Regions from separate parts of the Homo sapiens genome. Here all the other regions are linked to region 5. A link is a loop called in an ENCODE intact Hi-C map of the cell type or tissue named here. Cell type or tissue: PC-9. All regions are shown on one strand. Region 1 has its middle 57 kb from the start of LINC02225. Region 2 holds the start of LOC101928505 (a long non-coding RNA gene). Region 3 has its middle 140 kb from the start of LINC02101. Region 4 has its middle 12 kb from the start of RMEL3. Region 5 overlaps LOC107986381 (a long non-coding RNA gene). Region 6 overlaps LOC105378983 (a long non-coding RNA gene). Region 7 has its middle 11 kb from the start of LINC02225.

Region 1 (4,000 bases), 540 kb before region 5:
GTATTGGAGAGACTGTCAGTTCTTAAATTCTTTTTTAAAATACTCAAAAACGCCGCCCGTGTGAGCCAGAGAAGTCTCTGTGGGTGCTTGATTTCCACAGGAACCATTCATGGTCTAGGTCTCCCAGGCTTCAGACTGGCAGCTTCCACAGAATGAGCGAAACCCTGCAGGACAGGGCCAAATCTGATGGCCCAGGTATCAGTACTGGATTAAGAATACACCACTTAAAGATCCAAAGGAGCAAAGTTGTTAAGATACTATTTTATTGGGTGGAATCAGGACAAGGGCTACCAGTTTCTACTGAACAGGAAAAGGGCAAGGAAATGATGCTGAGTACATTGATATACAGGTTAAAGAGGATGGTGTTGCAAAAATGTATGATCTGCGTGGCCTGACCAGGTAAGAGGCCAAGAAACAAATGGGCACAGATGCCCTGTGAGATGCTGAAGATGCTGCCGTGCTGCCTGCCTGAGTAGCAGAGAGAACGTGCCAAAGAGGAGTTGCCTTTTCTAGAGAACTGTTTAGTTTGCAACTAATACATGCTTAATGGGGGTTGATCAGTCTAGCAGATATTTTCTTTTCGTTTCTTTTTTGATTAAGTAAATTTTTAATTTCAGAAGAGTTTTAGATTTACAGAAAAGTTACAAAGATATTATAATACAGAGAACCCCTGTGTATTCCTTACCCATTTTCCCCTGTTGTTAACATCTTACAATTGTATATTTGTCACAACTGAGAAACCGATATTGATGCATTATGCCTCACTTTATGTGAATTGCACTAGCGTTTCCTTCATAGCCATTTTTTCCCAGGATCCCACTACTTTACATTTAGAGGCATTTTATGTTTATTTTCAATCTACCTTAATTTTTAAAGAGAAAAATATTTGCTCACATTTATTAAAGGAGTACTCAAATAAATCCCCAAAATGTATTAATATTATTTTAAACTGTAGTACACTTTCTCCAGGCAGATCAAGCTAAATTCTCTTGTGTATAAGAGTGTACTTAGAGTGCACAGAGGCGCAGTAGCCAAACCACATGGTTCAAATCACAGTGCACCGCTTTCTATCTGGGCAGCCTTGGAAAAATACTTAAGTATTTAATCCCTCTGGGCTTTAATTTTCACATCTATAAAATGGAAAGTGATAGTACATTACCTCATGGATGTGATATGTACATTAAAATTAATAATACATATAAATCACTGAGAAGAGTGCCTGGGTACATAGTGAGCATGGAATTAACCTTAGTTGTTATTACTGTTACTATCGCTATTTGATTCCAGAGTATCCTATGTATTTCTTTTCTTGACACTCATCACACTTTTAAGTATGTCTCATATTTGTCTTCACTTCCAGATGGCAATTTTCATGAGTTCAAAGACATTCCTACCCAACTCATAGTGGATGTTCGGGAAACAGTCTCTTAATTGTCCATCCTGACTGCAGAGCCATCAAACAATGACATGCAATGTGAAAGCTTGAAGGAAGAGAAAGTGAATGAGGTGAAGATAGACAGACAAGCAGATAAATGGGATATAGAGACACAGAAATATAGTCAGGGAAGTACAAAGGTCAAATGAGAACAATTTTTTAAATTGCAAAATAAAAACTATATTTATATGTACAACATGATGTTTTGAAATACGTATATATTGTGGAATGGCTATATCAAGCTAATCAACATATGCATTACCTCACATACCTATCATTTTTTTGTGGTGAACACACTTCAAATTGATTCTCTTATTAATTTTTAAGTATGTAAAACATTGTTATTAACTATAGTCTTTATGCTGTAGATCTCTTGAGTTCATTCTCTTTAAATTTTGTTTCCCAGCCATTGATATATGACACTCTGTCTCCACTCTTAAACTCATTTTCTCTTCGTGTGTTACATAAAACTGAAAGGGAATGTATTTTTCTGAAATTAACAATTTAAAAGTTCAGCAGGAGGACACTGCCCTTTCAAGCACTGGTAATGAAGAATGGCAGAAAGAATTCTGGATGGAATTCTCAGCTACAGCTTTCTGGTAAAACTGGCATTAGTGATGCACAGGAGATGAACACGTATTATATTGAAATGGCATCAATATTCCAGTTTCTTGCCAAATGCCTTGAATAGCTGATTGTGCTTCATGTACAAATGTACACTTGGGCTCTGTGAATCCCAGGCACAGATGTCTGTAAAGCCACATGTATTTCTGCCATAAAGTCCACTTTAAAATGTGCTCCACTCTTATCCAGACCTCCAGTCAAGGAAGTTGTTAAATCCATTTTTTTTCTTTTTTCCTGTACTTTGTTTTTGCCTTTGAAATATTGCTAAGCAGTTGTCCCACAGGGTGGAGGTGGAATTAGCAGCTGCAGCATTTCTTGTGCCACCGTCATCTCTTTGGTATGTGGCTTCCTTTCACTCTCATGCTGGGGAAGATCCCACCCATCCTTTGCATTCCTCCTGAGCAAGTTGTGTCAAGGAAAGTCGAGAGAGGAAGCGATTCCCATCCTATGGGTGTCATCAAATAGGAAGGTTTTAATTAGTTTCTCAGGATGTTCTCAGTTTCTGCACTGAGCAGCCCTTCCCTTCTTTGGCATTAAAGCACTTGGATTCTTCAAGAAACACACAATTTTGCTCTGTTAGGCACTAAACTCTGTGTATTCAAATGTAATAAGGAGTCATGAAGCCTGTCTTTCCTAGCACTTACCATGGTTGTAATCTTACATTTATTTGTATAATTAGTTGAGCCATGACTGTCTCTTCACTATGCTCAGGATTCTAGGAAGGCAGTGACATGTCTAATTTTGCAATCCATTGTATCTGCAGGCACTCAATAAATGGTTTCAAGATAAAATAACGAACATATGATTGAAAAAACTTCTCCTACAGCAAACAAAATAGAACCTGATGCATAAGTGACCCTTAGAGATTGCTTCTGCCTGACGTTCCTAGAAGAAGAAATGATGATCATATAGTATTTTCTGTGTACCAGACACTATTCTAAGTGCATCACATTGATTTTATCTATTAACCTTCATAAAACACTATGACCTAGATTCCACCATTATCCCCATTTTACAGATAAGAAATATAAGACATGAAGGGAGAGGTTTAGTGAAATAGCTCAACATCACATGGCAAGAAGGTAAAGGGAGACCCTGGAGTGGAGCACGGTCCAATTGGCTATAGAGACTGTTCCCCAATCCACGATGTGATTCTGCCTTCTGGGATGCAAATGGAGATAGTGCTTTGGATTCACAGAGTGTAAGTGGCATGAGTGATAGTAGTCCTAGCTAGCCATGAAAAAAAAAAAAACCTCAAGTCTGGACAGATGTAGATATGATCATAAACCATATTTGAATATTTGACAGAGAGATACAGACATACACTTCATATGTAACAAGATCAAGGACTATGTATTATCAGTGGAAAAAAAATACAGGCAAAAATTCTCTCTTGAATGTCTTTAAAGTCAAATATACTCATAGACATGTATTGAAAAATCTTACTCTTTTTTTCTAAAATATCACCTTAAGGGTTGTTGTCATTTGAGAATTCATATTATTGCCCACTCCTCTCCAGTTACTTCATGGAATACTGTCAAATTCCAACTGGCTGAAGAATAGAGGTTTTATCCCTTAAAATAAGATTTCGGTATGAAGAAATGTTCCTACAGAACTGAAAGACGTGTAGTTCATGCCAAGTGGCATTTCAGACACAAAGAAATGGGTAGGAAAACATTTCTCTTTTCTCTGAATTCCCATTGCACATTGGGCCATTTTTCTTTTTCTTGACATTTAATGTATTGTATTCTTACATCTGTGCACAAGTTTTACCTCCCCACAAAAACTATAAACTCTTTAAAACGGGAACTGTGCCTTACAGTAAAAGGCAGTGTGCTGGAAAGAAACTAACAAGACTTTTATTAGCAAGTGGAATCATCACTTACTATTTGCACAACCTTGGGCAAGTTAACTTCTCCTAGTCTTGATTTATTCCTCTAT
Region 2 (4,000 bases), 350 kb before region 5:
TCTATAAACATATTACCTTTCCATAATATAAAAAACTAAAATTCAGGTTTTATAAATTTCAAGATGGCTGACTAGAGAGGTCACATGTAAGTTCTCCTCAGAAAGAAGAATGGAACGTAGAGGTAAATAATCAAAACTCACATAGAATATTAAAGAGAGGGTGCCGGAACTATTGGAGAACTCACAGGAAGAAGCTACCATACAGAAAAAGACAGAAGCAAAAGGCTGGCTGAGATCAAACCCTCCTGAGGGACTTGGTATTTCATCAAAAAGGTAAATGTTCTTGGCTCCCTTCACCCTTGCAGCAGACTGCTGGTTTCCAAACTTTAGAGGTCTCCTCTGCTTTCATGAGCCCAAGCACTAGTATGGGTGGTGATTTGGTAACTTTTTGAGGACATCACACCAGACTACCAACTTGCACACAGTCACTCACCCTGTTCCTGGACCCAAGCTGTGGTAGCAGGTGCCATATTTGCTGCATACCCATTGTGAGACTGTTTTCTGCCCAGGTAACCTCAGCCCTTGTGTCTCCACATTGCCAGATCTCCCACAGACATTCCCCAGCACCAGCTGGGATTGTGACAGCCACACAGGCCTGACTGGACCTAGAGAAGCTGCAGAATGCCCATGGCCCAGGTCTCAGGGAGTGCTGCTCCTAAGGGAAGAGAGAGTGCAGCCCACCAAGGAAGTACCTCTTCCCTGGGGCAAAGGAAACCAGAGCACATTCTTTCCTGTGCTTGAGAGCTTCCACTTATGCGGTAAAGTTGACTGTGTCTCTTCCAGCAGAGACAAAGATGCCATGCTCAGCTCTGTGGGAAAGGAATATGTTCCACCCCAGTGGCCATATGGCCCCAGTGCTTGAGCATGGCTGTGGAGAGGGAGACCTCTTTTTTCTACCCTCCCCACAACTACTGCAGAAACAGCCATGGCTGCACGCATAGGAGACTGACATAGGCATGCTGGTGGATGGTCATTCTAGGACTGTTAGGGGTGGATGTACCCCATTGGCAGTGTGCTTACCAGGCCCAGGCTTGCAAAATGGCAGGGCCCTTCCCACTCTCTACATAGAGCAGCAGCATTCCTGAAGCAGAGAAGAGGAGAGCCTCAAAGTTTTACGTTTTGGGCTGAGAAAAGAAGTTCCACACCATAACCACATTGGTAGAGAATCACAGAGCAGGTACCTTTCATGGCTCTCAGATTCACTGCAGCTTGGAGATAGTGAGGTCTGTCTGACCCGAATGTCTGGAGTGCCAGGACAGAAACATGACAGGAAGGTGAATTGCATTCCTACCTGGCCAGGCCGTGGAGCTGAGGTAGAAACCTCAGCAGAAGCCTCAGCACATTTCACCAGGAGCTCCCTCAACCACCCAGTCAGGTCTGGTGCTCGTGTTTACCGTTGGGATATCTGAGGTCAAAGTTGAGCTTGACAGTCCAGCTCCACCCAGCTTTGTGGGTGGTCCACAGAACAGCCCATTGGCTGAAGCAAAAGAGAGCTTCTCTCAGTAAACAAAGATCAAGTATATGCCCATCTGCTTCTGCAGATAGTCAGCTGTTACCTGTAAATGCCACCTACTGGCCTGGAGATTGAACTGCACAGTGTAATACAAAACCTGCTGACACAAGCGCACAACAGTGAGGAATGAGCTAAGATTCCTGAGACTTCCTCTATCCTGATACCCAAGGAGGCAGTGAACCTGCTCACAAACCCACCCAGTATGTAGCTACAACCAGCATTTGAGAAAGCCACCACACAAAAGCTATCTATAACCATGGAACACACATAGAATCCTTGCCACTGAAAGCATCCAGAACCAAAGTAAAATAACCATACACAGCATACAGCATAGTCACATCCTCAAGGAGGAAAAAAATTCCTTTCCAAACGAAAGTAAATTCAAAAAAAAGAAAGAGAGAAGAAGAGATAGTTTATCTAGATGAAAAGGAACCAGAGGAAAAATTCTGGTAATATGAAAAAACAGAGTGTTAAAACACCCCAGTGAATCACATTAACTCTCTAGCAATGGATTCTAATCCAAAGGAAATCTTTGAAATACCAGATAAATAATTCAAAATATTGATTTTAAATAAGCTCAATGAGATACAAAAGAAAATTGAAAACCAACACAAAGAAATTAGAAAAACAATTCAAGACATCAATGAAAAAATTGCTGAAGAGGTAGACATTAAAACAAAACACACACACAAAGAACATCTAGAAATGAAGAATTCATTGAATTACAAAATATAGTTGAAAGCTTTAATAATAGACTAGACCAAGCAGAAAAAAGAATTTCAAAGACAGATCTTTTGAATTAGCCCAGTCAGACAATAATAAAGAAAACAGAATTTCATAAATGAACAAAGCCTTTGAGGAGTATGGAATGATGTAAGACAACCAAATGCACAAGTCATAGCTATTTCTGAGGGAGATGTAGAGAAAGTTAAAAGTTTGGAAAACTTATTTGAGTAAATAATTAAGGAAGATTTCCTTAGGCTTGGTAGAAATTTAGACATCCATTTCTGGAGAGGTTGTGGAGAAAAAGGAACGCTTATAGACTGTTAATGGGAGTGTAAATTAGTTCAACCATTGTGGAAAACAGTATGGTAATTTTTCAAAGTCCTAAAGACAGAAATACCATTTGACCCAGCAATCCCATTACTGGGTATATACCCAAAGGACTATAAATCATTTTATTATAAAGACACATGCACATAAAAGTTCTTTGAAACACTATTCACAATAGCAAAGACATGAAATCAACCTAAATGCCCACCAATGATAGATTAGATTTGTTAAAAAAGTGTAAAAAAAACTTGTCAGCCACAAATTTTGTATTCTGCTAAATTCAGCTTCATGATGTACATATACACCATGGAATACTATGCAACCATAAAAAAAACTCAGATCATGTTCTTTGCAGGGATGTGGATGGAGCTGGAGGCCATTAACCTTAACAAACTAACACAGGAACAGAAAACTAAATACCACATGTTCTCACTTATAATTGGGAGCTAAGTGATGAGAACACATTGACAAATGGAGGGGAACAACACACACTGGGGCCCATTAGATGATGGAGGGTGAGAGGAGGGAGAGGATCAGGAAAAATAAATAATGGGCACTAGGCTTAATACCTGGGAGATAAAATAATCTGCACAACAAAGCCCCATGTCACAAGTTTAGTTTATCTATGTAACAAGTCTGCACATGTACCTCTAAACTTAAAATAAAAGTAAAAAAAAATACTTTTTATGCTACTTTACATAATGAAAATCAGAAAACTCAGGGTTGATCAACTCCTTGTCATTTATGCCTCTTCAGGTTACTGCCATTCATAGATATTTCTCATCATCAATTTTGAATGCAAGATAAAGAGCCCAAAACCTAAAAAAGAGAGAGAGACAGATTTAGACATCCAGATACAAGCTCAGAGAACTCTAGGAAAATGCATTGCAAGATGGACTTCACCAAGGCATATAGTCATCAGGGCCTCTAAAGTCAATATGAAGGAAAAACTTCTAAAATCATCAAGAAAAAAGCATCTAATCACCTATAAAGGAAATCCCTTCAGATTAACAGTAAACTTCTCAGCAGAACCTTTACAAGCCACTATAGATTGGGGTCCTATTTTCAGACTTCCTAAAGACAAAAACTGTCAACCACAAATTTTGTATCCTCCTAAATTTAAGCTTTATAAAAGAAAGAGAAATAAAATATTTCCCAGACAAGCAAATGCTAAACTAATTCATCACCACTAGACCAGTCCTACAAGAAATGTTTTAAGGAGTTCAAAACTTGGAAACAAAAGGTCAATGCTCACTATTGTAAAAACAAATGAATGTACAAAATAATTCACAGGTCTTATAAAACAATTACACAATTGACACTACAAAGCCACTAGGTAACAATTAACATTATGACAGGGACAAAACCTCACATATCAACATTAACCTTGAATGTGAACGGATGAAATCAGGAGTGTCAATCTTTTGGTTTCCC
Region 3 (4,000 bases), 960 kb before region 5:
ATCAGTAGACTTTTATTTATTTTATTTTATTTATTCATTTATTTATTTTTTTGAGACGGAGTCTCACTCTGTCGCCCAGGCTGGAGTGCAGTGGCGCAATCTGGGCTCACTGCAAGCTCTGCCTCCCGGGTTCATGCCATTCTCCTGCCTCAGCCTCCCAAGTAGCTGGGACTACAGGCACCCACCACCACGCCCGGCTAAATTTGTATGTGTGTGTGTGTGTGTGTGTGTGTGTGTGTGTGTGTGTCTTTAGTAGAGACGGGGTTTCACTGTGTTAGGCAAGATGATCTTGATCTCCTGACCTTGTGATATGCCTGCCTTGGCCTCCCAAAGTGCTGGGATTACAGGCGTGAGCCACCGCGCCCGGCCTAAATCAAAAGACATTTTATTGAACATCAGGGCATGGTGAGGTTAGTAAAAATAAACAATAATCAATCTCCATTTTCTGGAAGCCCGAAATTTAGGTGAAAGCAAGGTAGATAAACGAGGTATCTGGGAGAATTTCATAAGCTTTATTTTAAAAATAAAGGCACAAAGTGCTTTTGGGAGGCAGTTAAGTTGATACCAGAGCTTTAAATCTAACTGTAACATTTACTTGAATGAATAAATGCCTTAATTTCAGATGAGCCTCTAGTTTTATCAGTCAATTGCCCATAATAATATCAACCTTCAGGAATGTCGTAAAGACAAACTAAAGAGCTGGCTAATGAATGTGAAAAGTGCTCTTGAAAATGGAAGCTCTTTAATATTGGTTGTTGCTTTTATTATTAATGCTTTTGGTACCTCAAGGATCCAGGGAGGCTTCAGAGAAGAGAGAATATCAGAAAGGTAGATGTCTTAACAGTCCACTGATTATTATCAGTTGTTTACTGAAATTCAAATGTAACTGGGCATTCTGTGTTTTATCTGGCAAACCTACCTTGAACCTACTTGAAATCCAACATTGGGCGAGTCTCCCAGCAAGAGTGTGAGCCAGGCTGGGTGCACTGGGGATTTTCTTGTTGTTCATACCTTCCTACTTCTTCATACTTCATACCGTAGCATCATTAGGTCAGTTTCTTTTTCAATAGAGCATTTTGCTGATTCATGCTCGACTTGTACTTCATTGTGGATCCATAGATCACAGGGCAGATGAGTAGGCAAGAATGCACTTCATCACTCTTGCTCTCAGAGAGAAGGAAAGAGAGCTGGAAATGCCCTTGGAAAGCAGCCTCCACAGCTACCTGGGTCATCTAAATTTGCTACATTCCAAAGGAATGACTGCATCCGAGTGTGATTTTCATCCGCGCTTGGGAAAATCCCCCTGAAGGAACCTGACACTTTTAATCTAAACTCTGGGCAAACTAGCTGCTACTGCATCTGAATGATTTGCAAGCAAATGATCCTACTCTCTGAAGCTTATGATTTCATTTTATTTTATGTTTATTTTCCCTCTCTGAATGAAAAGTACCACATTAGGAAGTCAGTGTTTGTGTGTGTGATTTTTGTTTTACTTGGTTTTGTTTTTATTCTCAAATGAAAGTACCCTGCCAGTAATCACTGGTGTTTTGGGAAGACAACCAGTAGCAGTGCTGGCTCCCTATCTTGGAGTGGATGGGCTTTATGTCCAGGCAGCCATCTGTGGGAGTGGTAGCCTGGAGCCAGGTCTTGGAGCTACCTGTGCATGGTAAGGATATGGTTTTTATTTAGCTTAATTGTTACAGAGCAATAAAAATAACAGTTTCTAAAGATGCTTTCATGAATATTATATATACCTGTGAGAAAATTATAATTGGCTCCATGAAGAAGTTTTTAAAAAATATTGTTAAATTTGTGGCAGCATTGAGTGAGATCTTAGTAGAGCATAATGATGAAAGACCTCTGTACTTCTATGGAGCCAGCCTTTGGTGCCCCCATTGAGGAGAAATGAAATGACTACCATGTGTTCAGCAGCTCTCACTAACAAATGGCATTCCAGATCACCTGACTACTCCCCACAGCACTACCTCTCCAAACATTTGCTGTAAATACTCTTGAGAATGTTACAAATAGGGGAGCATTTTCTTGAATAAACTTTATTTGGCATGGCCATAAAAATCACTTGTTTCAGAATTCTGGGAACTTTCTGGAGATGCTGTGTACTGAGGGAATTGTATTTGCTGATCCCTGTAACAATGCTTTCGGAGTTAAGTGCCTTCTGCCAGACACTTGCCATGGCAGGAAACATATATCTTAGAAGTGAACAAGATATGTGCCTGTTCTTATAAGGTGATTTATGCTGGTTCCAACCTTGACCATGAAATCAGTTAAAGAGAGAGCAACCTCATCTGCAAAATGGCTTGCATCAAAACCTATGTAGGTCAAGAACATTGCTAATGGCATAAACTTTTGTAGTTTTTATTTTCAACTCACTCAAGATTTTAGGGACAGAGCAGTGTGATGGCTTAAAAACTGAAAAATTTTCTCTGCATTTCACTAATATGCCCAGTGCCGTAGGCTTACAATCAATTATGGGCATGGGTGTATACATTTTAGGTGGCAACCTAAATGTGTAAAAAGTGTATAAAATGTATAAAAAGTGACTTCATACACATTAAGTTAGTTAATCTAATGTACCAGATTGAAGTAAAGAAAAGCCTCATTTTCCCAATTTTTTTTCAGGTCACTTTTTGTTCATATATGGGACACATGCACACACATACACCCTTTTCTAAAAACAAAGTATTAATCAACAAAGGAAACTTTGAAAATGGAAACAAGTCTCCAGGGTTCTTGATTACTAGTTTGTTTCTAACTTGTTCCCTTAGTACTTCATTAAAAATAGGAACATTTAAATCTAACAATAATAATGTAGCTTTCTCACTGGAAAAAAGTAGGAATCATAATTAGTCATACCAAAGAGTGGTAGCCACCCTGCCTCAGTAAATGCAGAACTAAGTAAATTCCTGAGTGTTCTTTCTCTAAAGACCCTGGAAGGTTGTATATCATTCAATAAACTTATTTCAGATAGTTGCTATAAAGAGTTTTCAGGCTTCTAACCTAAAGCTCTTTTCCTAGAAGGGGAGATAGCACATGCATAAATAATTACAACACAAGTCTGGTGTGAAAGTGATGGGGCCAAGTTACCCATTAGGCGGGGATGGAAGGCCTAGTACCATGATGCATTTAGGAGCCCATAAAATGTTTCCTTTTAATTTTTTTAAATAAGAAAAAATTAAGTATCATAATAATAATGAATGTATAATAAAAAAAAATCAGCCTAGATTTCATTTATGTTCATACCAATCAGTTATAAAATATCATTTTAATATTTTATTATGAAGAGGCTGATAAGGCAAAAAGTTCCAATGGCCTGTGAAAGTCATTCAGCAGACCCCGGGCCACTGCAGACTCGAAATTGGTCAAGCCCCATAGGGGCTCAGAGGAAGGAGATAGTTTATGGTTGGGGAGAACCAGGAAAGTCTCAATAAAGGAGGTGACATCTGAAGCAGATTACGAAGAAAGGGTGGAATCTTACTTGGGGTAATGGGACAAAGACATTCCTGGTGGAAGAAAAATATATTATAGACTAAAGTTTCTTAGAAAATAGTGTATGTGCCTTTTCATTTACTTTAAGAAGAAACTAAAGGACATTTTAAATTGGTGTGTGCATGTGTGTTGGCCGGTTTGCTTATAATGATGTTTAAATTTTTTACATCTCTCTCAATGCTGTTCTTAAATAATATATCACTAGCCTTAATGAGAAATTATTAATGCAGTGTCTTTGAGAAAATTTCAAACATATTAAATAGGAACCTTCTTTGAAATGGCTGACTATAAGTACAAAACAAGACATATCAGTATGATATGCAAAAAGTATTATGCCTCCTTCTTTTGACTTCTTCTTCTCTGTTTACCTGACTTACAAAGAAGTCAGATGTTGAGATGACCTTAAACTTTTTCTTTAAATTTAAATTAAATTTAAGGATTTTTTTTTAAATTCTGGCAGGAAATGAATAATAGGACTTCCCACCTTAGATAG
Region 4 (4,000 bases), 84 kb before region 5:
ACCCATGGGCAAAATCTCCTGGCAGGGTCCCTTACAGCTCTACCCTCTGCTGGGCAGGGCCATTCCCCCTGCAAAGGCCAACAGCATCTCTCGATCTCTGGGCAAGAACTTCATGTTTGCTGACCCATACTCACTTCTCTTGGCCAGAAGACATTTTTTAAGACAGGGTCTTGCTCTGTCACCCAAACTGGAGTGCAGTGGCACAATAATAGATAACTATAACCTTGAACTCCTGGGCTCAAGGAATCCTACTGCCTCAGCCTTCCAAGAAGCTAGAACTACAAGCGTACACCATCATGCCTGGCTAATTTTTTATTTTTTGTAGAGGCAGGGTTTTGCTATGTTTCCCAGGCTGGTCTCCAACTCCTGGCCTCAAGTGATCCTCCTGCAACAGCCACCCACAGTACTGGGATTACAGGCGTGAGCCCCCACACCTTGTCTGATGTTGTTGAGGCACAGATGTGTGTTGAAAAAAGTGAAGCCTGCTCCAGGCTTCACAGGGGAATTCATCTTGCTAATCACACCTATTTAATTTTTTTCATTTTATTTTATTTTATTTCATTCCAGGATACATGTGCGGGACATGCAGGTTTGTTACATAGATGAACATGTGCAATGGTGGTTTGCTGCACCTATCAACCCATCACCCAGGTATTAAGCTCCACGTGCATTAAATATTTATCCTGATGCCCCCCGACTCCGCCCTCAAAGAGGCCCAGTGTGTGTTGTTCCTGTCCCTGTGTCCATGTGTTCTCATTGCTCAACTCCCATTTAGAAGTGAGAACATGTGCACTCATAAGTGGGACTTGAACAATGAGAACACATGGACACAGGGAGGGGAACATCACACACCGGGGACTGTTGTGAGGTGGGGGGAGGGGGGAGGGATAGCATTAGGAGATGCTAAATGACGAGTTAGTGGGTGCAGCGCACCAACATGGCACATGTATACATATGTAACAAACCTGCACATTGTGCACATGTACCCTAAAACTTAAAGTATAATAATAATAAAATTTAAAAAAAAAGAAGTGAGAACGTGGTGTTTGGTTTTCTGTGCCTGTAATCACACCTATTTTAATATAAAAGGTTATATTTAGATGATTAGAAATTAGTAACCATACAGCTAGTAGAAATTATTGCTCTCTTTTCTAAAATTCTCGGGATTGCAAAGATCATTAACAGCCAACAGAGGCAAAGACAGTCCCTAAGTCCATTTTCAGTGTTAGAGCTTCCTGCACATTCCATCCAGAACGATCATCCAGCCCTTAACAGGTCAGCACTCTTTCCCATCAGATCCTGCCTCGGGTGCAGCTCTGCAGCACTGTGTCCACAGGAATCTCAAGAAATCCTGAGACCTTAGCAAAAACTGTACAACGGTTCTTTAAATTGAAAAAAAAATGTAAAAAACGTGCATCAACACTATTTTGCATTAGCTGCGTCTATGCATGTCATGTAGGTTGGAAATGAATCATCACTTAGAAATTATTTTGGTGCAAAAGCTAAACATAAAGACTCCACCAAATAAACAGTTTTTATAAAAAGGTTTTATGTGACAACAGTCCCTTCTGGGGCATCAACTCCCGGAAATGATGAAATGTGACTCATTAGCATGGAACAACTCATATTCCAAACAGAGACTGCAGTTACTGCTGGGGAACTCGTTCCCCAGAGCAACGTTCTTATCTCTCCGCCTGCTGGCCAAGAGGCCAGCCTGGGTGATGATGCAGCATCCTTTGCTCTCTTGCCCTTATCTGATCAGCTTTTGCTTCAAAACTGAGCTGGATCATTTCCACTCTGCAAAGGTAATGGCCCAGCATGATTCTCACTCCTTTGATGAAAGCCACAGAAATCCCTCAACCTACAGCAAGTTCCCTTTCAGGAGATCAAAGCACTAGTTTAGCTTGCTTATTGCCCACAACTATCCACTATCTTAATAGTTAATGTCCTAAATAGTTATCTCACCCTATAATTGGGACCCCCTTTTTCCAAATTCTAGTATAACAAGACTCTTCAACAGGAGAATTTCTTTGCTCGTTTATGTGAATTATGCAAAATGGAAATTACATGTGTTGAAAACCAGGAGAAGGGGGGAAAGCATAAGGAATAACAGAGAGTGGTGAAGTGGATGGTAGAGAAAGGACAGTGGGTTCATAAGGATCATAGTAGTTAACATTAATTCTGTGCTTACTGTGTGCCACATACTGTGCTAAGCAGCTTGCATGTATTAACACTGAATCATTACTGTAACTCCATGAGGCACGGACTTCTCAGCAAACCCATTTATGCAGATGAGAGTCTGGAGGGCTAGGAAGCACTGCAGAACCACCAACCATCTCCTCTTCTGGGTTCACAGCAAACTAGGCTTTTGTAGTAGGTTGGATTGTTGGCCCCATTTCTTTCCCACCCTGTGTATCCAGGCCTGTTCCATGTGACTTTACAGCCCCTCACACTAGAGACAGAAGATAATTACCAATTGATGTGACTTGGTTTTGCCCATGAGATGTGAGCAGACATAATGTGTTTGCCTGTTTGGGTTTGCCCTCCTGTAGTGTGTGAATCATGTCTCCTAAAAATTTGTGTCCACCTGGAACCTCAGAATATGACCGTATTTGGGAATAGGGTCTTTGTAGATGTAATTAAGGTAAGGATTGAAAGGAACTTATGATCATACTGTCATACTAAAGTAAGGCAGGCCCTAAATCCAATAAAAGTGCCCTTGCATGAGACAAGACGCAGAAACATGAAAAGAATGCCAGAGGACAGAGGTAGAGATTGGAGTAATGCTGCTACAAGCCATGGAAAACCTGCAGCCACCAAAAACTGGAAGAGATAAGTAAGGCCACTTTCCTAGAACTTTTGGGGGGATCATGGCACTGCCTACACATTCATTTTTAACTTCTAGCCCCCAGAACTGTAGAAGAATAAATTTTCATTATTTTAAGGCACCAAGTTTGTAGTATTTTGTTATGACAGCCCTAGGAAACTAATACCTGTCCTATGCTTCTGCCATTACCTGGACAAGAGCTTCCTTCAGGTGGCTGCTGCCCTTTGAGCCTGGACTCTAACATGATCATATGGGTGTAGACATGAGTCCAACTCACAGCAAAGGGTCAAGCCTAGCCAGGGTTGCAGCTGAAGCAGAGCCACCCAGTCAAGCCCAGCCTAGCTCAGCCAGGCTGCAGCCAACCTGCAAGCCATGAGAGTAACAATGAATGCTTAGCATTACTCTGCTTTATTTTATTTCTTCCATAATGGGAACAAGGCAGGATAAAAACCCTCATTCCCTGTGGGATGAAATGAGATTTAGAAAGGTGGAGACACTGGGCAAAAAGGATAAGTAGAAGTCACTGCAAACACATACACCTGCTTCATGATTTTGTCTGGGGCCTCCCTGGCCAAGGTGATGCTTCTTTACCTTTCTATACAGTCAGTCCTGCATTTATCCTCCACAAGCAAACTCAGTGGACTTGTTCACAGTGAGGATTACAGCCTGTTCTGAGCAATGGCTGGACAGGTCACTTTGGCCCAGCTGCTCTCCCTCAGTTGGTCACCCTAGAGCCACATTGACCTTGCTGGGAGGTCATCCCCTCCCAAACAGTTTGTCCATCTTTCAGAGAGAAGGGCTGGGTCTATGTGTGTCCACTTTGCCAAAAGTGGGTCAGAAATTTCCTCTATGGTCCATTTTTCCATCAACAGTCACAGCTGAGTATTGCTTCTTTCAAACTCAGTTGGCAACTGGGCCAATGACTAGAAGACCTAATAGCCAAGGAACAGTAGAGAAATTGATAAATTTTCTCCATCCGTTCATCATCCATCCATCTATCTATCCATCCATCCATCCATCTTTCTTTTTTTTTATTATTATACCTTAAGTTTTAGGGTACATGTGCACAAAGTGCAGGTTTGTTACATATGTATACATGTGCCATGTTGGTGTGCTGCACCCATTAACTCGTCATTTCACATTAGGTATATCTCCTAATGCTATCCCTCCCCC
Region 5 (4,000 bases):
CAAGAGCCCCTGGCAAACCACTGATGTAAGTCAAACAGTCCAAAAGTTGAAGAACTTGGAGTCCGACGTTCGAGGGCAGGAAGCATCCAGCATTGGAGAAAGATGAAGACTGGAAGACTCTGCCAGTCTAGTCCTTCCACATTCTTCCTGCTTTAATCTAGCCACGCTGGCAGCTGATTAGATTGTGGCCACCCAGACTGAGAGTGGGCCTGCCTCTCCCGGTCCACTGACTCAAATGTTCATCTCCTTTGGCATAGACACAGCCAGGAACAATACTTTGCATCCTTTAATCCAGTCAAGTTGACACTCAATATTAACCATCACAGGCAGTTACAAATGTGATCCCGTAAAAGAATATGGAGCATGGTGATCTACTTGCTTCAAATCAGATCCAGAGATGCACTTCTGGGCTCACTTCCAGGCTCACTTCTTCATTTTACAAATGAGGAAACAGAGGTTACATGGTCTGTTCAAGGCCACACAGCTCATGGCTAAATGACACCATAACCCAATACTCTGGGCTCTGATGGCACCTCAGCAGCACTTACCAGAAAGCATCACGTGGTACCAAGGCCCATATGAGTCCTAGCTGATATATATATCTCCCGGGTACTAATTCCCAGAGTCAGCAGAGGAAATAGGCTTAGGTGATTTAGAATAAAATATCTAGCCAAACAAAATTTAGCCTTTGCCTATATGGAACGTCCCTCAGGACAGTGCAAGGTCACCCCTGTGAACACGCTTACTTGAATAGGACCCCTAGAGTTCTCCTATCACCTGGAGGGCAGGAGGAGGTCTTGGCAGAATCTGTATTAACTTAGAGACTGATACGGTTTGGCAGTGTCACCACCCAAATCTCATCTTGAATTATAGCTTCCATAATTCCCACATGTTGTGGGAGGGACCCAGTGGGAGATAATTGGATCATGGGGACAGTTTCCCCCGTGCTGTTCTCGCGGTAGTGACTAAGTCTCGGGAGATATGTTGGTTTTATAAGAGGAAATCCCTTTTGCTTGATTCTCTTTTCTCTCTTGTGTGCCTTTCACCTTCCGCCATGATTGTGAGGCCTCCCCAGCCACGTGGAACTGTGAGTCCATTAAACCTCTTTTTCTTTATAAATTACCCACTCTCGGATATGTCTTTATAAGCAGTGTGAAAACAGACTAATACAGAGACCCAGCGGGTGGAGACCTCCAGCTCCTCATCCCTCAAGATACAGGAAGTGAGCTGTTCAGGCCGCCTGTTCCCCGACGAGGTGCGTGGTTTTGGAGATTAATGTTAGCGGTCTTTGTGGGAGGCACTAGGAGGGCTCCCTTTAAGAAGCCCAGAGTGCGGAAACACTGATTGTGACATGTGAATGTGCTCCATGAGAAGATGGCAGGTATCGGAACGTGTGGAGGAAACTGAAAAGTAAAGACCGCCTAAAGATTGAAACTACCATTCAGGTAAAAGCAGCCTGACAGCAGACATCCCTTTTTAGAGGATGTTTAACAAACACATCACGTGTTCAGGAAAACAATCTTTCGGCCTTACTAAATTTTGTGCAGACGCTCCTCCGAACAGTGGTTTGCTGCCCCCTAGTGTTCGTTTTTTATTAAAAAAGTTTAACACACCCTGATTAGTCTCTTTCCTTTTCTTCTCAGCCTCTCCAAAGAGAATCATCTCTTGACTGTCACTGCAATAGCCAAATTAAACCACAAATTATGTGAAATTAAAAGCATGGGTGTTTTTATCAACACAGAGCCCCTGTATGACAGTTGTTTAGAACAGAAACATGCTCTTTTTGCCTCTCCTCCAGCCACCACCCACTCCACTACCATGATCAGTAAGGTGGGAAGGAATCCAAAGGGCCATAGGACAAAGCCAGAACCACAAAAGTCACCCTTTCTGTCCCTCCAGCAGGGACTTTTTAAGGAGAGGGCAACTCCCTATCTGAGGGAAGCCATTAGCTATCCCGGAGGTTTCCAAACTGGTTACTGGGGGAACAGTGTCTAAAACACATAGTTCTGAGTCTTAGCCCCAGCGCTGTCTTTTAAAACATTTTATGTTTTTATATACAAAAAGCCTTCTTGTATTCTTTGTATTTGCATTTTAACAATGTGCATATGTCATTCCATATATACGTTAAAATTACTTATTTAAGAAAATGACTGCTATGGCATTTCTTGTTGGACACCAAATTTAAACATTTTTTATATGCTGCACTATTAGGCAAAGGTGATACCGATGCTTTCTCTGACGCCAGGGAGTTTCCAAACCGTGGAAAGCTCTTTGGCCCCCTCTGCTGGTGAGTGATACACTTGTAAAAGAATATCAAAGTCCACTACTGGTGCCTTAGCCAAGAACCTCACCTAAGCTGACAAACATTTGTTGAGGAGTTTCATTTCTGTGAAAGATCCCATTAAGCTCTCCGGGTGTGTTCTACATTCACTGCCTAAGTCAGAGGAAGAGCCATTTCCACTTCATGTTTCTGTAAATTCTAAAGGCCTTTTCTTTCTTCAGCCAATATTTTCATATGCTCAACCAAAATCTTTTCTGAAACTCAGAGATGCCTTTCTCTCATGCTGGAACTATAAATAAAACACCAAATACAGGTTGAGCATCCTTTAGTCGAAATTCTTGGGACTGCTTGGGACCAGAAGTATTTGGCATTTCAAAACGTTTTGGGTTTTGGAATTCTTACATTACACTAGCTAAGCATCCCCAGTAGGAAAATCTGAAATGCCCCAAGGAGCATTTATTTTATGCTGGCCAGCATTCAAAAAGTTTTAGATTTTGGGCCTTTTGGATTTCAGATTTTGAGACTAGGCATACTCAATATGTAGTAAATTTGTAACTTTTTCTTGCTTATCAGGTAAGTTCCAGGGGACAGAAACAAGCTCTCTGAAGACTCTCATTAATCTTTGCTGTCCGAAGCTACCTTCTCCATCTCCTGCTCACCTGGGAGGACTCCCTGGAGGAAGCCAGGAAAGGTGAAAATCCATGTATCTCTTCACATTTGGAGAACAAAGGGAATTCAAGAACAATTTTATGGATTTTCTTTGTTTTTTATTAATTAAGACATGCCTGTTTTAAATTAGACAATAATTTTTTAAATATCCTTCAGATTATAAAATGTAAATTGTCATGGCCTCTTTTAAAGGCAATTCTACAGAATATACTGTAGTCTCTTTTTTTTTTTTTTTTTTTAAGTTTTTTGTAGAAGTGAACTCTCACTATGTTGCCCAGGCTCATCACAAACTCCTGGCCTTAGCAATCCTCCTGCCTCGCCCTCCTAAAGTGCCGGGATTACAGGCGAGAGACACCACACTGGGCCTGAATCTACTTTAAAAATATTTTTCAAATGTCATACACTATTACCCAGCAATTTTACTAGTGGTGTCTCTCCTAGAGAAACATAAACATGCGTTCAAGGAGGCTTGTACACGAGTGGCCCCTGTGGCACTGTTTCTAATAGCTAAAAAATAGAAAGAGTCTTAACTGCCCGTCAGTAGAGGAATGGCTAAATAGATGGTTATTTGCTAAGGCATCCTATGCAGCAATTAAAAAGGGATTAGAGAGTTTACATTTACTAACATGGACACATAACAAAAAAAAGAACCACTGTGGAGTGAAAAGGTATATTATAGAAAGATCCGTACAACGTGGTAGCATGTATTTTAAAAAATTCTGAATTCTCCCCAAGTACATATATAACCATGCAAATACACAGAAAATCTCAGGAAAACCACATATAACGCGGGAAGAGGGCCAGGAGTGGTATTTAATAGGGCCGGCCTTGGCTCTAAAGTTTTGTTTTCAAATGTAATGTCTTTGTTAATTACTTGAGTAATTTAAAAAGGTAACAACCTCTCCACCCTCATCCAATCACACCTTCCCAAAAGTAATCACTTTTAAGAGGCTTTCATAACTTTCTCTATGCTCACACAAAGATACACAAACACAGATGTGTTAGCAGCAGTGAACCCATATGGGTCTGCAGCAACTCAATTCTTGCCTC
Region 6 (4,000 bases), 890 kb before region 5:
ACGTCCTGTCAAAACGAGGGTTCAATAGATATGGAAACAGCATTAGGTGCAAGGCCATGGCACCCCCAGCCACTGACCCTGAGATTGATTGGGTACTTCTTCCTGAGAGAAACTCAAAGGAGATACAAGAATGAAAACAAATTTAGGGAAGGAACACTTTAGTAATTAACAAGACACAGTCAGGGAACTATTTTGCTCAGGGAAATTAAATTCTGCTGACTTAGAACTTAAGCAGATGAAAAAGACTCTCTGTGTATGTTTACCCTTAAAGGACAAGTTTTTAATTTTGCAGATTTTGCCAATGCAATAAAAGAAAAAAAAATACAGTAAAACCAGAGAGAAGAAAACAGAAATGGAGTAGAGAACATTAATCTACTTTGAGGAGGATGACATCCAAGCGTGGGAAGGGTTCTAATCTGCTTCTTTAAAAATCAGCCTTCTTCCTTTATCCCCATATGTTTCTGTGAACTCAATCTGCAAGCAGCCAGGAAAGAAGAGATCAAATGTATGAGCGGGGCAAGGGAAGTACCTGTTTTCATGTGTATTACCCCATTTGTATGATTTGCTCCACAGTTTTGAGAACGTCTTAAAATATCTGAAAAATGCATTGAATAGTAATTGTGAGAAGACACAGTAGGTGAATTGGACAATTATTCTCATGATTAGCAACAAATACTAAGAAGGAGGAAAACAATTATCTAGACATGAAGCTGTCCCCTGTAGAATAATTTACAATGTCCTTCTGCACATTTTGTCACTTCTGTTTGTTTGAGTCTATAATGTGCTTATGAAAGTGTTGTCTGTCTTGGCACACACATCAGAGGAGTCCAGGTAGAACCTAGAAATGTAGTTACCCAAATTAGGTGATGGTCAGCTTAAAAATCACTTTAAATGGCATGCTTATACAGTGACTAAGTTGATGTTTGTGTGTGGCCTTATTCATCTGTTACCATATTTACCCAGTGTGATTTTGGGGGAAAAATGAATGCCCTCCTAGTCAGTCATACTCCTCTTCATCAATATTAGTTCTGATTACTTCAACTGAATTTCTTAATGATTTGATGTTTAATGTTTAAAGCCTAATTGTTTATCAGCTATTGAAAATAATACATGGCTACTAATTAAGATGCTTTAAAATATACCAGTGATTTTTATTTCTTTAAAACAATAACTTAAAACAATAGCTATTAAACTCTAGATAACTAAAATTGGAAATTATTACCCAACAGAAACTCCACACCTGATCTCCAACTGACAGGAGTAGGGCTTTATCAGAATATCTGAGAGGGAGAGACAGAGATTCTGCTCCCTCCATCTCGTTAGCCCCTGCTGAGCCAGAACATGTGATCTGAAGCAGAAATGGAAGGAAAAGCAGTTTTTGCAATGCTATAGAGACAGAGTGCCCTATCCCTACCAGCCTGTAAGTTGGAAGTTCCATGGTGTCACAAAAACTAATTAATACTAAAGTTAGTACTTACTCTTCCTTTCTTATTTTCCCAGGAGGATTACTGTGAATAGGCTTGCCTCCTAGGCCACTCAGAATTTGTATGTTGACAAAATATGTCTCCTTTGGACATGTAAGGAGATATAAAATGTATGCAAAGTCACATCATATTATTTGACTGGGCATTCCATTTTGTCAGTTTATATTTTATACTTTATTATTTTAGGGGCAAACATCTATAAAAACAGGGTTCTGTATTGTCACTCGGGTTTGGTTCATGCTCAGAGTTTTCTTAACAGCATTCCTGTTGTTGTATAACTTTAAAATTAGATGAGAACAAAAATTTCACTCTGAAGCCGGAACAACATGGAACCTGGATTTTGGGTTAAATTGCTTAAAAGAATAATCCCCACTTTCTTTCTTTTTTCTGATGACTATGTTTTGGGGCTACTCCTAAGTCTTGTCCTCTGAGGCCACCAAGCCATGCATATCTAATCCAATAAAATTAGAACGTGAGATTCTCCAAAGATTCCAAGTGTCTTAAGGCACTGAAAATACAGACATGATGTTTTCATATAATTCTACACAGTTATTATTACAAAGTGATTTATTTTAACTTTAGATTAGGGAAAAGAAAATTTGTATGTAATTTAGTTTTAAAATAATATATGTTAAAAATAATTTAAATAATAAATTAAATTGAATCCTTAAAAGAATAATTGCAGATTTGGAAGAAAAAAGCTTTATCCAAGACTGTGGATACTTTAAGGAGTCTGTTAGCTTACTTTCCCTTTACTTTCAATTTGCAATTGTTGGAAACTATACTGGATATCCACCACTAAAACACAATCAGCTCTTGCTTAGATTAAAAATTTCTAAGGCCTTTAGCTTTGATTTCAGTTTTGCAATATGCTGTAACTGCCAGGACAGTGACCCCTGGTGAAGACAAAGGTTTGAGTATCAGATCGCTTGATATGATTAAGCACATTCCTGTTTCATTCCACAGATACCAATATTAAGTCAGACGTGAAACTCCCTTTTGATGCCTATCACTATGCTCTGACTCGCTGCACAACTTAACCTCTTGGTGACTCCAGTTCCTTGTTTGCAAGTGGAGATGAACAGGTCTGCTGTGAGGATTGAATAGAATAATACATGTAAAAGATGCGTTATTTGCTTGATACCCAGCCTGGTACACATGAAGGATTACTAAATAGTTTACATGAACATTATTACTACCTAATTGTTTTTAATTCAGGAAAATGTAGAAGCTACAACATCAGAATATGCTTCTGTAGTAGTACTTTTGCCTCTAGTTCAGTACCCTGTCAACCACCACATGAAGTGGTGTAACAAGACATAATTGAAACACTATTGTAATGAAAGGAACACTAGACATGCAGTCAGAAATCTGGGCTCAATTTCTGAAATGCATGTAGCATTTACCATATGCCAGGTACTGCTGTTAAGTATTTAACATACATTAACCTAAGCTGTCATAACAATCCAGTAAGGTAGGTGCTGTTATTACCCTCATTTTCTGATGAGGACACTGATACAAAAGAAGTTAAGTAACTTGCTCCAAATTATACATATTTGGCAAGCTATGGAGCCAGAATTTGAACCCAGACAGGCAGCTTCCAGTCCATGCTTCATAGCCTTTGGACTCTGTGAGCTTCAGTTTTCCCAACGGCACAATGAGAATAATAATCTTACAGTCATCTCACAGAGTCCTTGCAAGAATTTAATATGATGGTAAATCTAAACTGCCCTGGAACTGAAAAAGACTGTACAAATATAAAGGATTATTGTTATTAAGATTCTTAACCAAAATGCATCACTATCTGTATAAACAATGAGACAGGGTATAGCTGAAGTAATACCACTAAAGATGTGATGTTATAAGCATTCCAAGTGCCAAGTGCCAACAAAAATATTTTTCCCAGTGAACCTCAATATCTCAATGTTATTACCTGAAAGAGAAATTGAAATTATTTATCATTTTTTGAAGGTACTATTTGAACACTTAAAATTGTTTACTCTCTAACTTTTAGAGTTAATATTTTTTCAGAATGTCAAAGAAGCTCTTCTTACATGTTCAGAAGTGACTGTAGCAGGGCATGTTTAAATGGGCATGTAAATGTGAAGTCCTGTCCTATGAATGGTAAACTCACAGAGTGAATTCATTTTGCCTTTTGGGTCAGTGTAATTACCTATTGATTTTTAGGAAAGAAAGAAAAACTGACATTCACAACCTTTGCTCTTTAATTTCTGAACAGAATTACGGCCTAAATGGAAGAATGATGTTGTTTATCTGTTAGCACCTTTCAGAGACAAGGCCAATACTTCAAATTACTTGTGCATAATTGGTGCTCAGTAAACATTTTTGGGTTAAAAGCTTAACCCCATACAGATAGTTCCTGCTCCATTAGACAGATTCATATCACATTCCTAATCAAGCCTCTGATAGGCAATATGCAAAAAAATAGCAACTGTAAACCTTTATATCATTCAAAGTTATAAAATTATAGTCTAAGACATCAGTGGACATCAGCA
Region 7 (4,000 bases), 590 kb before region 5:
CTGCAGAATCAAGGTCTGCTTTCTGGACCTGGTGCAGAGCTCCACCTACTGTAGTTGACCTTCCTCTCCAGTGCAGGTTGGAGAGTGAGAGCAGCAGTACAGTGCTGAGGCTAGGCCTCCTACAACTCTGGTACAGCACCAAGCATTTGAATCGTTTTGATTATTCCACACCAACCTTTGGGCATTCTGTACTCACATGTGCTCTCGCCCATTTGTGGTCAGTCAGGGCATGCCTGTGGAATTCCTTTTCCCGTAACAGTTGACTCATGGCAAAGCGCGCTTCATTTGTCAGGTTGCAGGAGAGAAAATTCCAATCATGCTCCAACTTGCAGGGTGGCCTCAGACCCTGGAGGTGAACTGCCCCTCAGAGCACACTGACTTTCGTCTACCCTCCCTTCAAGTCATCTCACCACTTCCTACTCAACCTTCACATATAACACAAATGCTACCTTCTCTGTAGCCTTCACTGACCTGTGTCATCAGTGACAATTGAGAAAACTCCACCTGTGACCTCATGTGACACTGTACATACTGTATCTTTACTATATGACAATTCTAATGTAGTCTTCTGATTACTTGCTCGTGTAACTGTCAGCCTCTACAATAGTTTTTACATCAATCCCTTTAAAGATTGTTCTAAATCTTGGATTTTTCTCATAGTTAAAGCACACACACATCTTAGGAGGATTACAGACATCTTGAAGTAGTCGTTCACTTTTAGGAATCTGTGGATCCAATGTTAGGAACTCCCACTCAAGCCCTGTATATCATCATTTGTGTTTTCTTTGCAAATCACAGCGACTGGAGCAGCATAGGCATTTGAAAAACAAATGAATAAATGAATGAACAAATGACAGTCTACCTAAAAGAATGACAAGATTTGTCCTAAAAATGAATGCAAAAGGATCTACAATTGCCCCAGAGAAAACTGGGTATTAGAGGGCCTCTGGAGAAACTGATCAACTCGTGGTGGCAATACATTCCAAAAAAGGCTTTATAGATTCATTGATCTGATCCGATTTTGATTCTCTTTCTAATGCTGCTGTGTAGTGAAGACCATGGATAGAGGGCAAAATTAGTTACACTCAGTTTCTGAAATACAAGCTATCACAATTTTTCACAGGGGCACAGGTTAAATGAGGGGAGATTATTTTCCCTTTTGGTCCTCTGTTTCTACTGCAGACTATTCAAAGGCAAATGGAGATTAATGTGTTTTGCGTTTTTGGAAAAACGGTGAAACTTCATCTACCAGTCTCTCCTTACAGATGTATCCCATCTGTTTCTGTTGCATGGGATTACAGCTATAGGCCTGGCATTGAAGGTGGTATGCACCCGGAGGGCTACCATCCTTCACATATAGGGGGCTGCAGTAAAAGGCTGGGGCATGGTGGGGCACAGGGAGCACTTTGTTCAGCTTCACAATAATGCCTAAAAGCTCTCAGACTGCGAGTAAACTCATTCTCCCTCATACCTGTCAGGAGAAGCTCTCAAACACTGAGAATTGAGGCTGGCCTCCAAATATCAGTATGAACAGCCCCTTAGAGAAGGGGCCTTTCAATCTATAAAAATCTCTATTTTGTCTTTTGTATGCCATAGCTTTAAGACACAGAAATTATTTCCTCTTCAGTGTTTCACAATATACCTACTTGAATAAGCCTCAATTTGCTTTAAAAAAAAATGAGAGAGAGAAAGATTATACAGAATTATTTTCCTTTGATGGTAAAGTCCACCTTCTCCCAGGGGCAACTGGCAAACTCTTATCCTCTGCTGCTTCTAGAGAAACGCCCAGTAATGAGAGCTGCTTTCCAGGCTCCTGTGATCAGCTAGAGGTCTCTAGTGGAAATCTAGGGCAATCACAGCTTTCGTCAGGTGTGGCTGCCTGGAAGGGCCCTGACAATAGTGCACATGGTTAAGAAGAACTGATAACAGCCACTTTCCAAACACATAAATATGTGGATTGACTAGAATTCCATTAGCTACATGTCTCCAACTTTAAGGATTCTTGGGAATTTCGAGATCTGGCTTTGAAAAGCGAACAAAAGATGCAATCAGTTTTTGCCTCTTTTTCCTTCTTGCCTGCTCAGAAACCATCTCTAGTTAGAGAGGTTAGAATCCTGAGGAGCTCTGAGAATATTACAAATGTGAGACACATTCTGCCATAAAAATTAGGGGCGGTGTGAGACTATGTAAATTCTCACAAGCTTGTCAAAAGCGGTAGGTTTGTAAATATCCAAGCTCCATGACAGTAGCATAAGGATAAGAATCTTTTCTTATACACAAGATGCCCAAGTGTTGCAGATTCTCCTTATCAGGCATTGCAGCATTTCAGTGTCTTTTTCTTTTTTTTTTTCAAATAAGGAATGACCACATGATTCTTTTAAGAAGGAAAAGACCAGCAAGAATAGAGAAACCCATTATTGGGTTTCATTTGTTTGTAGAGCCAACAATATCATTTCAGTAAAAAACAAAACACAACAAAAAAAGTGCTTCTAATACATAGTCAATAGGAGCCTTTAAACTTGCATGGATGTTTGGGAAGAAACTCTATTCTAATGAATAAGAATCTTCCTGCTTTTCATCCTTGAGGATAGAATGTGATTTACTGCAGTACCAAAAAGTATGTTGAAAATATTTACCCCACAGGGGGCAAGTAAAATTACAGTAGAGGACACGGTGGCTCAAGCCTATAATCCCAGCACTTTGAGAGGCCGAGGAGGGCAGATTACGAGATCAGGAGATCGAGACCATCCTGGTCAACATGGTGAAATCCCTTCTCTACTAAAATACAAAAATAATAATAATGATAATTAGCTGGGGGTGGTGGCGCGCGCCTGTAATCCCAGCTACTCCAGAGGCTGAGGTAGGGGAATCGCCTGAACCCAGGAAGCGGAGCTTGCAGCGAGCCGAGATCATGCCGGGCCACTGCACTCCAGCCTGGCGACAGAGCGAGACTCTGTCTCGCAGGGGGCAGGGGGGAATTACAGTAGAGGAAGCACGGGTAATTTAGCAAATAAGTGGATTGATCGTGCCAGTTTCCATTGCAATCACAAGATCCAAAACCTTCAGCTGGCAGTTGCCGCTATCAATAGGATTGTGGCAGGCCTGTAAAGGGTAGGGATTGGTTTTGGTCACCCGCATTAACAATTTTGAAAAGCGTACCATAATTATGACTACAAAGTCAGCACATTTTAAAGCCTAAATTAGGGAATCAAACAAACACATAAAATAAGTAAAGAAAAAATGTTCATGAAAGGGGAGGATTTTTATAGCAACACCAACAACAACAAATACCTCTAAGCATTGTTTCTCAACGTCAGAATGTTCAGATTCTCTTAAGGCCCCCACCTTAGGCACCTCTGTAATACTGCATGGTTCTGTATTTGTGCTACCAAGAAGCACAATTGCTTGCACTTGCTTGTTACATGACTCTATTCCTGTTGTAATAAATACTTCTTTATGTGTGGCAATATCAGTCCTCTTTAGCCCTGTGTCTGGAGTGTCTGGTGCAGTGTAACTTTTATCACAGATTTGTGAATTGCATTCATAATTAACACATGAATGTAATACAGTGACATATTTTCCAAAAGAATACTATTAATTATAATAGTAATGAATAGGTCCCAAGTAATAGGTCCCAATAGATAGGTCCCAAAGACATTTGACCAAACTGTTTATATTAGATTGATGATGTTCTTGTATTGGCAGACCATAAAGCTAGAAACAAACAAAGAAACAAAAAAATGGGTTATAGTTAAAATACTTAATAAAAGGAAAAATAAAATTCAAAAAAGAAAGTAATTTTTTTAAAGTTTCAGGAAATTTCATTACTCTTTTAATGGCTAAATCTCATTTGTTTCTCCTAACAACTCACTGAGGCAGATGTTACACCCATTTTACAGAAGAGGAGAAGAAAGATTAAGGGATTTTAAGAAGAGAGGATGGGCTTTTAATTCTTGTGACTCAAACAACAAACAAAATCACTGGCCTCTTTTTAAGGAGG

Evidence for each region. Hi-C counts contacts between places; a loop is a spot of excess contacts. Peaks named below come from ENCODE experiments on the same cell type or tissue, not always from the same donor. Only the 100,000 strongest peaks of a DNase experiment are listed, where the experiment ranks them.
Region 1: it touches region 5 in a loop (6-fold over the local background); 3 of 110 quality-filtered maps call a loop at or near these places.
Region 2: a loop joins it to region 5, with 11 times the contacts of the local background. A loop is called at or near these places in 20 of 110 quality-filtered maps.
Region 3: it touches region 5 in a loop (20-fold over the local background); 2 of 110 quality-filtered maps call a loop at or near these places.
Region 4: it touches region 5 in a loop (7-fold over the local background); 7 of 110 quality-filtered maps call a loop at or near these places.
Region 6: a loop joins it to region 5, with 8 times the contacts of the local background. A loop is called at or near these places in 3 of 110 quality-filtered maps.
Region 7: it touches region 5 in a loop (18-fold over the local background); 43 of 110 quality-filtered maps call a loop at or near these places.

The regions. Positions count from the first base shown.
Region 1 is chr5:57,840,246-57,844,245 of GRCh38, reverse strand. No RefSeq gene overlaps it. Among named protein-coding and RNA genes, the nearest start is that of LINC02225, 57 kb to the left of the region's middle. In PC-9, no CTCF peak of the experiment used is centred here; DNase peaks (open chromatin) are centred at 1,675 and 2,415; H3K4me3 peaks cover 434 bases; H3K27ac peaks cover 3,336 bases.
Region 2 is chr5:57,648,051-57,652,050 of GRCh38, reverse strand. LOC101928505 (a long non-coding RNA gene) reads right to left here and starts at 1,391. Exons shown (of 3, transcript NR_104668.1): 1 at 1,292-1,391. In PC-9, CTCF peaks have their summits at 1,378 and 1,582 (motif pointing left); no DNase peak of the experiment used is centred here.
Region 3 is chr5:58,257,099-58,261,098 of GRCh38, reverse strand. No RefSeq gene overlaps it. Among named protein-coding and RNA genes, the nearest start is that of LINC02101, 140 kb to the right of the region's middle. RefSeq lists an enhancer at 414-1,613. In PC-9, a CTCF peak has its summit at 1,964; a DNase peak (open chromatin) is centred at 1,148; H3K4me3 peaks cover 2,287 bases; H3K27ac peaks cover 3,510 bases.
Region 4 is chr5:57,381,060-57,385,059 of GRCh38, reverse strand. No RefSeq gene overlaps it. Among named protein-coding and RNA genes, the nearest start is that of RMEL3, 12 kb to the left of the region's middle. In PC-9, no CTCF peak of the experiment used is centred here; a DNase peak (open chromatin) is centred at 1,619; H3K27ac peaks cover 2,694 bases.
Region 5 is chr5:57,296,670-57,300,669 of GRCh38, reverse strand. LOC107986381 (a long non-coding RNA gene) reads left to right here. Exons shown (of 2, transcript XR_001742513.2): 1 at 1-1,445; 2 at 2,855-4,000. Among named protein-coding and RNA genes, the nearest start is that of RMEL3, 96 kb to the left of the region's middle. In PC-9, CTCF peaks have their summits at 1,559 (motif pointing left) and 2,276 (motif pointing left); DNase peaks (open chromatin) are centred at 1,539 and 2,269; H3K27ac peaks cover 556 bases.
Region 6 is chr5:58,186,892-58,190,891 of GRCh38, reverse strand. LOC105378983 (a long non-coding RNA gene) reads left to right here. Exons shown (of 4, transcript XR_948350.2): 4 at 2,451-4,000. Among named protein-coding and RNA genes, the nearest start is that of LINC02101, 67 kb to the right of the region's middle. In PC-9, no CTCF peak of the experiment used is centred here; a DNase peak (open chromatin) is centred at 2,451; H3K4me3 peaks cover 1,101 bases; H3K27ac peaks cover 4,000 bases.
Region 7 is chr5:57,885,892-57,889,891 of GRCh38, reverse strand. No RefSeq gene overlaps it. Among named protein-coding and RNA genes, the nearest start is that of LINC02225, 11 kb to the left of the region's middle. In PC-9, a CTCF peak has its summit at 1,844; DNase peaks (open chromatin) are centred at 241 and 1,751; H3K27ac peaks cover 2,047 bases.